Linked DNA regions of Homo sapiens: region 2 is linked to region 1. The links are chromatin loops, found by intact Hi-C in ENCODE. Cell type or tissue: mammary epithelial cell. All regions are shown on one strand. Links, peaks and the distances in the headings refer to the core of each region. The heading gives the core; the rest is flanking DNA. Region 1 overlaps LOC105369844 (a long non-coding RNA gene). Region 2 overlaps LOC105369844 (a long non-coding RNA gene).

What was found. A loop is a pair of places that touch in the nucleus more often than their neighbours do. Peaks named below come from ENCODE experiments on the same cell type or tissue, not always from the same donor. Only the 100,000 strongest peaks of a DNase experiment are listed, where the experiment ranks them.
Region 2: it touches region 1 in a loop (2.1-fold over the local background); 1 of 110 quality-filtered maps calls a loop at or near these places.

The regions. Positions count from the first base shown.
Region 1 is chr12:75,681,575-75,686,962 of GRCh38, reverse strand. All of the region lies in intron 6 of LOC105369844 (a long non-coding RNA gene), which reads left to right. Among named protein-coding and RNA genes, the nearest start is that of KRR1, 170 kb to the right of the region's middle. In mammary epithelial cell, for the core only: no CTCF peak of the experiment used is centred there; a DNase peak (open chromatin) is centred at 2,082; H3K27ac peaks cover 2,422 bases.
Region 2 is chr12:75,770,216-75,775,603 of GRCh38, reverse strand. All of the region lies in intron 1 of LOC105369844 (a long non-coding RNA gene), which reads left to right. LOC105369846 (a long non-coding RNA gene) reads left to right here. Exons shown (of 5, transcript XR_001749217.2): 5 at 1,642-2,912. Among named protein-coding and RNA genes, the nearest start is that of PHLDA1-AS1, 260 kb to the left of the region's middle. In mammary epithelial cell, for the core only: no CTCF peak of the experiment used is centred there; no DNase peak of the experiment used is centred there.

The DNA.
Region 1 (5,388 bases), core at 124-5,123:
CTACTTTTTCTCTATTGTCTTCTTATCAAACAAAATAAAACATAAGATAAGAAGGTTACACAGAATGTTGTTTTGAGATTCCTTTTAGACTTTATCTTTTAAAATTATTATTATTATACTTTAAGTTTTGGGATACATGTGCAGTACGTGCAGGTTTGTTAGATAGGCATACACATGCCATGGTGGTTTGATGCACCCATCAACCCGTCACCTACATTAGGTATTTCTCTTAATGCTATCCCTCCCCTAGCTCCCCACCCCATGACAGGCCCTGGTGTGTGATGTTCCCCTCCCTGTGTCCATGTGTTCTCATTGTTCAACTTCCGCTTATGAGTGAGAACATGCAGTGTTTGGTTTTCTGTTCTTGTGTTAGTTTGCTGAGAATGATGGTTTCCAGCTTCATCCATGTCCCTGCAAAGGACATGAACTCATCCTTTTTTATGATGCATAGTATTCCATGGTATATATGTTCCACATTTTGTTTATGCAGTCTATCATTGATAGGCATTTGCGCTGGTTCCAAGTCTTTGCTATTGTGAACAGTGCTGCAATAAACACATGTGCATGTGTCTTTACAGTACAATGATTTATAATCCTTTGGGTATGTGCCCAGTAATGGGATTGCTGGGTCAAATGGTATTTCTGGTTCTAGATCCTTGGGGAATTGCCACACTGTCTTCCACAATGGTTGAACTAATTTACACTCCTACCAACAGTGTAAAAGCATTCCTATTTTTCCACACCCTCTCCAGCATCTGTTGTTTCCTGACTTTTTAATGATCACCATTCTAACTGGTGTGAGATGGTATCTCATTATGGTTTTGATTTGCATTTCTCTAATGACCAGTGATGACAGCCTTTATCATTCTAGGAAATGAAATGAGTACTATATTCTGTACATAATCCTATTAAATTTCTTAAAGAATTTGTTGCCATTTAATCCATCCTTGCGTTTCATGGGTTGCTGTAGTTCAGTGGCTGTTGTAGGGAATTTGTCTCCCTTCTTTTTCTATCCCAGTTATTTTGTGATTTTTTCCAGATGTGCATGTTCTCCATTGATATATCTATGCATTGTCTTAGAAAGTTTAAAATCTACCCAGGAATCTATACTAGCTAAAAGCTCTTTGAGTGTCCCTTCACAGCTATACAAGATGTTTTTAGTAATTGTGTTCTGTAGAGCTCAGCAGCTGTTATGTTACCCGAGTATTTTTTTTTCTTTCTTGGCTTTTAAGTTGATGTTTGGAAGTCTATTCCCAAGTGCTCAGCCTAAAGGAGAGACAGTTTTCTGTTCCCCCTGCTAATGCTAAACACACAAATAAACAAAACAGAACAAAACAAAATTCCAATTAAACAGTCTGGGAGATTCTAGTTGAATGGTGGATATTAGCATCTTTCAAAGCTAGACCACCTGTGCCTAGACAATTTGTGGCTTTCTATTCTTATGTAATACAAGGAATAGATGTCTGGCAAAACAAAAAAGAATTTAGAAAGTAGGGATGAAACATGATTCCTTTTCAGGGAGGAAAATCACTTCATTCAAGTACCAGCTTAGTTTCATTGCTGCATTTGAACCTCCAAGGAGAGAAATGTGGAGCAGTTGATCCACAGTTGTACCTTCCATTGTTGGTTTATTAAATGGGCTCTTTTGTGCGTGTGTGCAATTTCATTCAGACCGTTAATCACTACTTGGAGTATTCTTAGCTTTCTACAAATTGACAAACATAGCTGTAGGGAAATCTATGTGGAAATTCTGTTTTTCAGAGGTTTGGCAGTTTCTCTTTAATGAGTCCTCAGGGTATCTCAGGTTTCACTAATTTGTGTTTAATTAGATTGGAAAAATTCGGGCAGTAAGCGACAAGAACCTTCTGCCCCATAAGTTGGAGAAAACCATCACTCAGGCACTCAACAAAACCCCTTCCAAATACATGATGTAATACATTCACTCCAGAACAGGGTATGAGCCCTAAAGGATGATTCAGACATAGAAACAAAAGTTGCTGTTAGAAGATAAAAAGAATTATCAGTGGATGTGTTTTTGCTTGCCGCTTTGACATTGCTGTGGCAGGCAAGAGCAAAGGAAGAAATGATGCCCTGAGCTGATGAAAACAAATTCCAGAAGCATTTATGACCAAGTTGTGGTTAGAGGAACAGAATGAAACATAATTTTTCAAAGTTTCCAGAAGGGCTTGTGCATGCTGAAACATAACCAGAAACAATATAACATGCTACAGGAGGAATCAGTGATAAAAGTGACATTCCCCACATAGACCTAGTTATTTACAAAGAGCTGTAAGAACGAAGGGCTCTGAAGCCTTTAAGATGAACAATGTTGTAACAGGAAAGGGGTCCTGATTCAGACCGCCAGAGAGGGTTCTTGGATGTTGCATAAGAAAGAATTCAGGGAGAGCCCATAGAGTAAAGTGAAAGCAAGTTTATTAAGAAAGTAGAGGAATAAAAGAATGGCTACTCCATAGACAGAACAGCCCCGAGGGCTGCTGGGTGCCCATTTTTATGGTTATTTCTGGATGATATGATAAACAAGGGGTGGATTATTCATGCCTCCCCTTTTTAGACCATATAGGGTAACTTCCTGTCATTGCCATGGCATTTGTAAGCTGTCATGGCACTGGTGGGAGTGTAGCAGTGAGGACAACCAGAGGTCACTCTCGTGGCCATCTTGGTTTTGGTGGGTTTTGGCTGGCTTCTTTACTGCAAACTGTTTTATCAGCAACGTCTTTATGACCTATATCTTGTGCTGACCTCCTAACTCATCCTATGACTTAGAATGCCTTAACCTTCTGGGAACGCAGCCCAGTAGGCCTCAGCCTTATTTTACACAGCTCCTATTCCAGATGGAGTTGCTCTGGTTCACATGCCTCTGACAATGTCATATATAGAGTCAGTACAGCTTCAGGATTAAAAAGCTAGACTCCAGAGTCAGACAGACATGGCTGATATCAAATCTTGCTTCCACTGATCTTGCCCAACTCACTTGACAATTTTGTGCCACAATTTTCTCGTTAGTGAAATGGAATAATGATTAGCCCTTTATCATAGCATCAATTTGAGGAATTAGGAAATGCTTGTAAGACATTGGTAAGTATTCACTAGTGTGTGTTAACAAATGATGTCTATTATTGCTATTGTTATTAACAAGATATTCTGGCTGTGGACTCCATGTAGTTCCAGAACATTTGGTCACAGACTGAACATGTCCAAAACTGTAGTCTGTTAAAGCCTAGACTTGGGTTAGAAATTGCATTTTCCAAAGAATTTAAACATTGCAGGTTGTACTTTCCAAAGATGGCTGCTACAATAGTTCCTATCCCACATGCTATGTGATAATGTGACCTTGCCACTCCTTCCATGAGGAGGTGGGGTTTATGTTTTCTCCCCTTTGAAACTGGGTAGGCTTGTGACTACTTCAACCAATAGAGTATGGTAGAAGTGACACTATGCGACTTCAGAGGCCAGGTCCAAAAATGCTTTCATTTGTTGCACTGAAATACTCCTTCTGGGAGTCCTGTCTGATTCCCCTGGGGCTGCCATGTTATGAAGAAGCCAACCCACACAGAGAAGCCACAGATGGGTGCTCCGCTTGGCAGTCTTAACCTTTGAGCCTTTTCCTCTCAAACACCAGATATGAGTAAGTCTTCAGATAATTCCAGCTCCAGCCATTGATGATTAGTCTTCTCATCTGAGACCCCAGACCTCATGGCAGAGAGAAGCCAGCCCTAATGTCTCCTTTCCAATTCCCAATAAATCCTTGAACATAATAAATTCTTGTTTGAAGCCACTAAGCTTTTGGGTAATTTGTTACATAGCAAAGAATACCTGGGATAGAAATTCTCCCTGGTCTGGCCAGTTCTCCCATCTATGGATTTTCCAACTTTTCTCAATCAAGTAATTAGCATTTACCATGGCCTTTTAATGCAAGTCACTGTGCTAGAACAGGGATAAGCCAACATAGTTAAACAGAAATATACACAAGGATAAAGAATACTTAGGAATCCTATGGTAAGAACTGTGTAGCATAGAGTAGTGCAGGCAGGACTATGGTGTAAACTTAAAAGAGGCTGAGACAATCTGGGAAGGCTTCATGGTAAAGAGGCTTGCATAGGGCCTTGGATAAGTGGTACTCGGATAAATAGAAAAGGGAGAAAATGAATTCCTGGCAAAAGTGTGAAAAAATGTTTTGGAAAAAAAAAAGATTTAGGCATTGCCTCTTATAATTAATCTGTTAAAGTCATATTTGTCTTGCAAAATAATATTTACAAGAAAGAATGCTTTTAGATATATTTCTAATTCTAAGAGAATTTACTTAGTACTTTATAGAGGTTGAGTTATGTCAGTGGTGTCTTAAATTGGACTAATTTCCATAGGATTGATCAGCAAACTTTGCCTCCTATGTAAACATAATTTACAACTTTATTAGAACACACAGAATTTTCTTTCCTTTTTTTTTTTTGAAATGGCGTCTCGCTCTGTCGCCCAGGCTGGAGTGCAGTGGTGTGATCTCAGCTCACTGCAAGCTCTGCCTCCTGGGTTCACACCATTCTCCTGCCTCAGCCTCCTGAGCAGCTGGGACCACACTTTTTTTTTATTATTATATTTTAAGTTCTGGGGTACATGTGCAGAACGTGCAGGTTTGTTAGATAGGCATACACGTGCCATGGTGGTTTGCTGAACCCATCACCCGTCATCTACATTAGGTATTTATCCTGATGCTATCCCTCCCCTAGCCCCCAACCCCCAGACAGGCCCCAGTGTGTGATGTTCCTCTCCCTGTGTCCATGTGTTCTCATTGTTCAACTCCCACTTATGAGTGAGAACATGTGGTGTTTGGTTTTCTGTTCCTGTGTTAGTCTGCTGAGAATGTTGGTTTCCAGCTTCATCCATGTCCCTGCAAAGGACATGAACTCATCCTTTTTTATGGCTGCATAGTATTCCATGGTGTATATGTGCCATGTTTTCTTTATGCAGTCTATCATTGATGGGCATTTGGGTTGGTTCCAAGTCTTTGCTATTGTGAACCATGCTGCAATAAACATATATGTGCATGTTTCTTTACAGTAGAACGGTTTATAATCCTTTGGGTATGTACCCAGTAATGGGATTGCTGCATCAAATGGTATTTCTGGTTCTAGATCCTTGAGGAATTGCCACACTGTCTTCCACAATGGTTGAACTAATTTACACTCCCACCAACAGTGTAAAAGCATTCCTATTTCTCCACATCCTCTCCAGCATCTGCTATTTCCTGACTTTTTAATGATCACCATTCTAACTGGCATGAGATGTTATCTCATTGTGGTTTTGATTTGCATTTATCTAATGACCAGTGATGATGAGGTTTTTTTCATACGTTTGTTGGCCGCATAAATGTCT
Region 2 (5,388 bases), core at 147-5,146, 89 kb before region 1:
TATGAGGATTAAATGAGTTTCTAGATGTAAGGTCTTTAAACAGTGCCCAGCATATGGTCAACATCATGTGAATATTTGTTACTTTTGGCAAAACAGCAGAGGGTATATTAAGAATGATCAGAACAATAGAATCTCTGCACAGTATGTTTTTGAGGGGAACTTGACTAAAAACCACCTTGAAAGGAATTAATCCATATAGATGAACTAATTTCATGCAATCCATAAGATAGTGGAATCCATGTGATGTACTGTGTGACACTGTCATTACTCTCTGATGGTTTCTTTGTGCCAGTATTGTGCCATGCTGTTGAAAGGGAAGAAGAAATGTCAGCGCACAGTCCTAATACACCATATATGCTTGGGTGGTATTTGAGATTAGTTAGTAATCATTTTGGAAGATTCATAGAAGATCAAAGGGGTGTCAATTCCTTATGTGGATATGGAGCTGTGGATATGAGACTAAAGGAAAGACAAATGGAAATACAATTGAAAATTACTCTGCTGGGTGCAGTGGCTCATGCCTGTAATCTGAGCACTTTTGGAGGCCGAGGCAGGAGGACTGCTTGAAGCCAGGAGTTTGAGACCAGCCTGGGCAATAAAGTGAGACCCCCCCTACACAGAAAGAATAGTAATAATACTTAGCTGGGCACAGTAGCATGCATCTGTAATCCCAGCTACTTGGGAGGCTGAGATGGGAGGATCTCTTGAGCCCAGGAGTTTGAGGCTGCAGTGAGCTTTGACAGCCAATTGGGCAATAGAGGGAGGCCCTGTCTCTGAAAAAGAAAAAAAAGAAATCACTCACTTGGCAGGGCTATTGGTATTTGTAAGAAGTGGAGGTAATTGACCTTTAAGATAATAAAGATAAAACTAAAAAATGGGACTCTGACCTTGAAAAACCTTGAAAACCAAAGGTGGCGATATTTGTAGACAGAGCCAACAAATTATCATATGATTGATTCTCCCATTAATTGTAGAGTTCAAGCTGCCTAAAAGGGACATTTAAGTACATATGACAAATTATAGGTATTCAGCAGGGAAAAGAGGCCTGAATTGGCTGAATTGACCTGTCTGAATACTATGCCCAGAATTATGTTTAATCTTGTGGTTTTAATTTGCATAAGAGTCTGAAAATATCTCTGCTAAGCTTGGTTAAATAGTCCTTGACCTTGAGGTTTTTATTTTATGCTCTGGATAGTTTCAGCAGCCAGGGGACCCACTCTGGCTTTTCCCTATTTTAGATTCTTTCTCTCAGAATGAAAGTTTTAATTAAGACGATGTTTAACATTAGAGGCTGTGAAACTCAGGAAGGCAATTTCACAAGGCCTCTAGAGACCAAATTTAAAGTCACAGTTTTAGGAGCCTGTGATAAGTGCCCATTCACTCTAAATATTTGTGAACATAGCAGAAGATATTTACAGTATTATTGAGATCCTCTGAGCTTCCAGGAAATGCACCTTTATGTGATATACTCACTTTTAAGCTCAAAGGGCTGCAGTTTACCTAGTTCTGGTACAGTCTCATCAGGAAAGGGAACAAGCTACCCTTCTTGAATGCCTAATATATGCATAATCAGACACTGTGCAAGATATTTTAAAATCATTTTAAATGATATTTTAATATATTTAAAATGATTCTTTCTAGTTTGTAGATAATAAAACAAAGGTTCAAAGAAGTCAAGTTGTTTGCTCAAGATCACACAGCTGGTAAGTTGTGGTGCCCAAATCTGGATCTAGGTCTGTCTCTAAAGCCCTTTCTACTTTATCTATTTGTCTCCTGAGCCATTAGCACATAAAATACAGTTCTCAAGCACTACCACCACCCAAGGAGTCGCTACAAGGGAAATTGAGGTGGGCCATGTCTAGGGCTGGGGATCTGCATTTCTGTCTTTTTCTGACATTTTAAAATAGGGGGATTCCAAATTTTGCACCATATCACCATTGCCTTGTCACTAACCATAATACATTTACCATCTGAAGGAGGCAAGAAATATCTGTGAGTCACAAAAAAGAACAATGGGCTGATGCATATCCTATAGGTTCTACCTTCAAAATATATCCAGAATCTGATGACTTCTGCCCATCGCCTATACTAACACACTGGTTAAGTCACCATCATTCTTGTCTGGGGGATTGTAGCAGCTTCCCAGCTGGTTTTCCTGTTTCTACTCTCACGTCCTTAGAGAACGTTCTCCTCGTAGCATCTAGAGTGCTCCGTTAAAAAGGTAAATCTGGTTATGTCACTCCTTGCTCACCATCCTCCAGTGGCCCAGACTGCATTTAGAATAAAATCCAAGCAACTTTGCATTACCTTCAAGTTTTAATGTTGAAGTTTAATGTTCCTCCTCCCCACTTCTCAAGCCCTTCTCTGTCCCAGCCTCTTTGTACTTGCCGTAGTTTGTACCACCTGATGTTCTTCCCAGGGCTTTTTGCTGGTGAAGGAGATCAGAATATGTCCCCCCAAAATATGCCTTTTTGACATAGGAATTAGTTTGAGCTGAAGGCAATTAAGAAGTAGCAAACACAAGAACATTTCTCTCAACCCTCCCCCTTTCTGCCTAAAGGCAGGATCTAAATTCTCCTTTCCTAGGTCTGACTCCAGACTCTTACCAACCCAGAGACAGCACCAGAGGAATCTGCCAACAACTCTTACTCCACTAGTTTACCCCATATGTTTACCTTCCCATAGTTCCCTGCCCTTGGAAACCTAAAACTGCTTTCCTTTGTTCTGTCATTTCTCTACACATTTATTATTATTCTTTGTTCCGTCATTTCTCTACACATTTATTATTATTCTTTGTTAAAAATGCTATAAAAGTCGAGTCCTGAAAGGTTATGGACTCGTCTGTCTCTGGGTACTCACATGTGTCACATGCATGATTTGCATGTTAATAAACTCCTGTGTGTTTCTATTTTTTTTTTTTAGATGGAGTTTTGATCTTTTCGCCCAGGCTGGGGTGCAGTGGCGCAGTCATTGCTCACTGCAACCTCCACCTCCCAGATTCAAGGGATTCTCCTGCCACAGCCTCCTAAATAGCTGGAATTGCAGGCACCTGCCACCACGCCCGGTTAATTTTTGTATTTTTTAGTAGAGACGGGGTTTCACCATATTGGCCAGGCTGGTCTCGAACTCCTGACCTCAGGTGACCCACCTGCCTCGGCCTCCCAAAGTGCTGAGATTATAGGCGTGAGCCACTGTGTCCGGCCGTCTCTCTTGTTAATCTGTCTATTGTAACAGGGGCCTTAGCCAAGAACCTAGAAGGATAGAAAAGGAAGATTTTTTCTTCCTCTCCTTTACACCCAGCGCTGGTAGCCTTCTCTCATCGTTCAGTTCCAGTTCAAAGGTCAGTCCTGCAGCGATAACTTTCCTCCTGGTCAGCCTAAATAAAAGTCTTACATCCCAACCCCCACCCACCTGTGAGACACACACTCCCTGTCGTGACACCTTGTTTTCTTTAAAGCATTTATCACCAACTCACACTTTCTCCTTTATATGTGTGTTTATCAGGCCGGGAGCAGTGGCTCGTGCCTGTAATCCCAGCACTTTGGGAGGCCGAGGCAGGAGGATCACAAGGTTAGGAGACTGAGATCATCCTGGCTAACACGGTGAAACCCTGTCTCTACTAAAAATACAAAAAAAATCAGCCGGGTGTGGTGGCGGGCGCCTGTAGTCCCAGCTACTTGGGTGGCTGAGGCAGGAGAATGGCGTGAACCCCGGAGGTGGAGCTTGCAGTGAGCCAAGATCGCACCACTGCACTCCAGCCTGGGCGACAGAGCAAGACTCCATCTCAAAAAACAACAACAACAAAAATACAACAACAACCTCACAAAAACTATATATGTGTTTATCATCTACTTCCACCCTCTAAGAAGTTAAAGATTTTGTCTTTATTACTGTTATAACCCCAGAGTCTAGAAAAAGTGCCTGGTTAGTATAACTTAAGAAATATTCATTAATATTGAAAAGAACACTGAGCTGGGAGTCCTGAGACCTGTATTTAACTCTGGCTCCACTACTGATTTGTTTGCAGGGGATGCTGGACAAGTTAACCTTCTAGGCTCTCAGTTTGTCTCTTCATCCACAGATTAGATTAAATGACTTCTACAACCCAGTCCTAGTCCCAAAACGCTGATTCTGACATCCTGACTCACAGTGGGGGCCTGGGAATGGAGTTCGTTGACTCTTTTTGTTGTTGTTGACCCCAAAGGAGGTGTTACACTAAATGAGAAATGCTGCAAGCCTCAGTCATCCCTATTGACAAAGAGATTTTGTTTAATGATGTTAATAATGAAATTTTTAGTTAGTGCCCTGAAGGTGAGTTATGTGTATAGGAAAAGCTACTCAGAGGTTTTCTTTGGTCATAGAAATTAATATTCAGGCCAGGCGTGATGACTCATGCCTGTCATCTCAGCACTTTGGGAGGCTGAGGCAAATGGATCACCTGAGGTCAGGAGTTTGAGACTAGCCTGGCCAACACGGTAAAACACCATCTCTACTAAAAATACAAAAATTAGCTGGTATGGTGGCACATGCCTGTAATCACAGCTACCTGGGATGCTGAGACAGGAGAATCACTTGAACCTGGGAGTGGAGGTTGCAGTGAGCCAAGATTGCACCATTGCACCCCAGCCTGGGCAACAAGAGCGAAACTCCATCTTAAAAAAAAAAAATTCAATTTAACAGAATTATAATTAAAAACATCTAGTTCTACCGGCTTTTAACTCAGTCCAAAAATTTTATTGTGTTTTACATGTCTGGTGCATTTTAACAACTACTTTGATGGGTTTTTTGAATGATACTTAGTCCCATTTAAAATCTGGTTATTTAAATGCCTTTAAACATTTTAAATTATGTTTCTTTATTTTATTTTATTTTTTGAGACAGGGTCTTGCTCTGTTGCCCAGGTTGGAATGCAGTGGCATGATCATGGTTCACTGCCACCTTGACCTCCTGGGTTTAAAGTGATCCTCTTGCCTCAGCCTTCTGAGTAGCTGGCACAACAGGCATGTGCCACCATGCCTGGCTCATTTTTTAAAATTTTTTTGTGAAGATAGGATTTTGCCATGTTGCCCAGGCTGGTCTCCAACTCCTGTGCACAAGTGATTCTCCCCTTCAACCTTCCAAAGCGCCGAGTTTACAGATGTAAGCCACCACGCCCAGCCTCTACATTTTATTGATTTGAAACCTTCTAAAAAACTTTAACTGGCTATCAGAGTTTTCTGTATACTTTAACACTTGTTATGAATCTAAGAAGTACATTTATAAATATTGAGAAACTTGGGTCTGCTTAAGAGTTCTATTACTGTATATAAATTTAGGAAGATTTTGACTCAATTCATAAATCTGAATCAATTTCTCAAGCACATATTTCAAATTGAGATAAACAAGCTG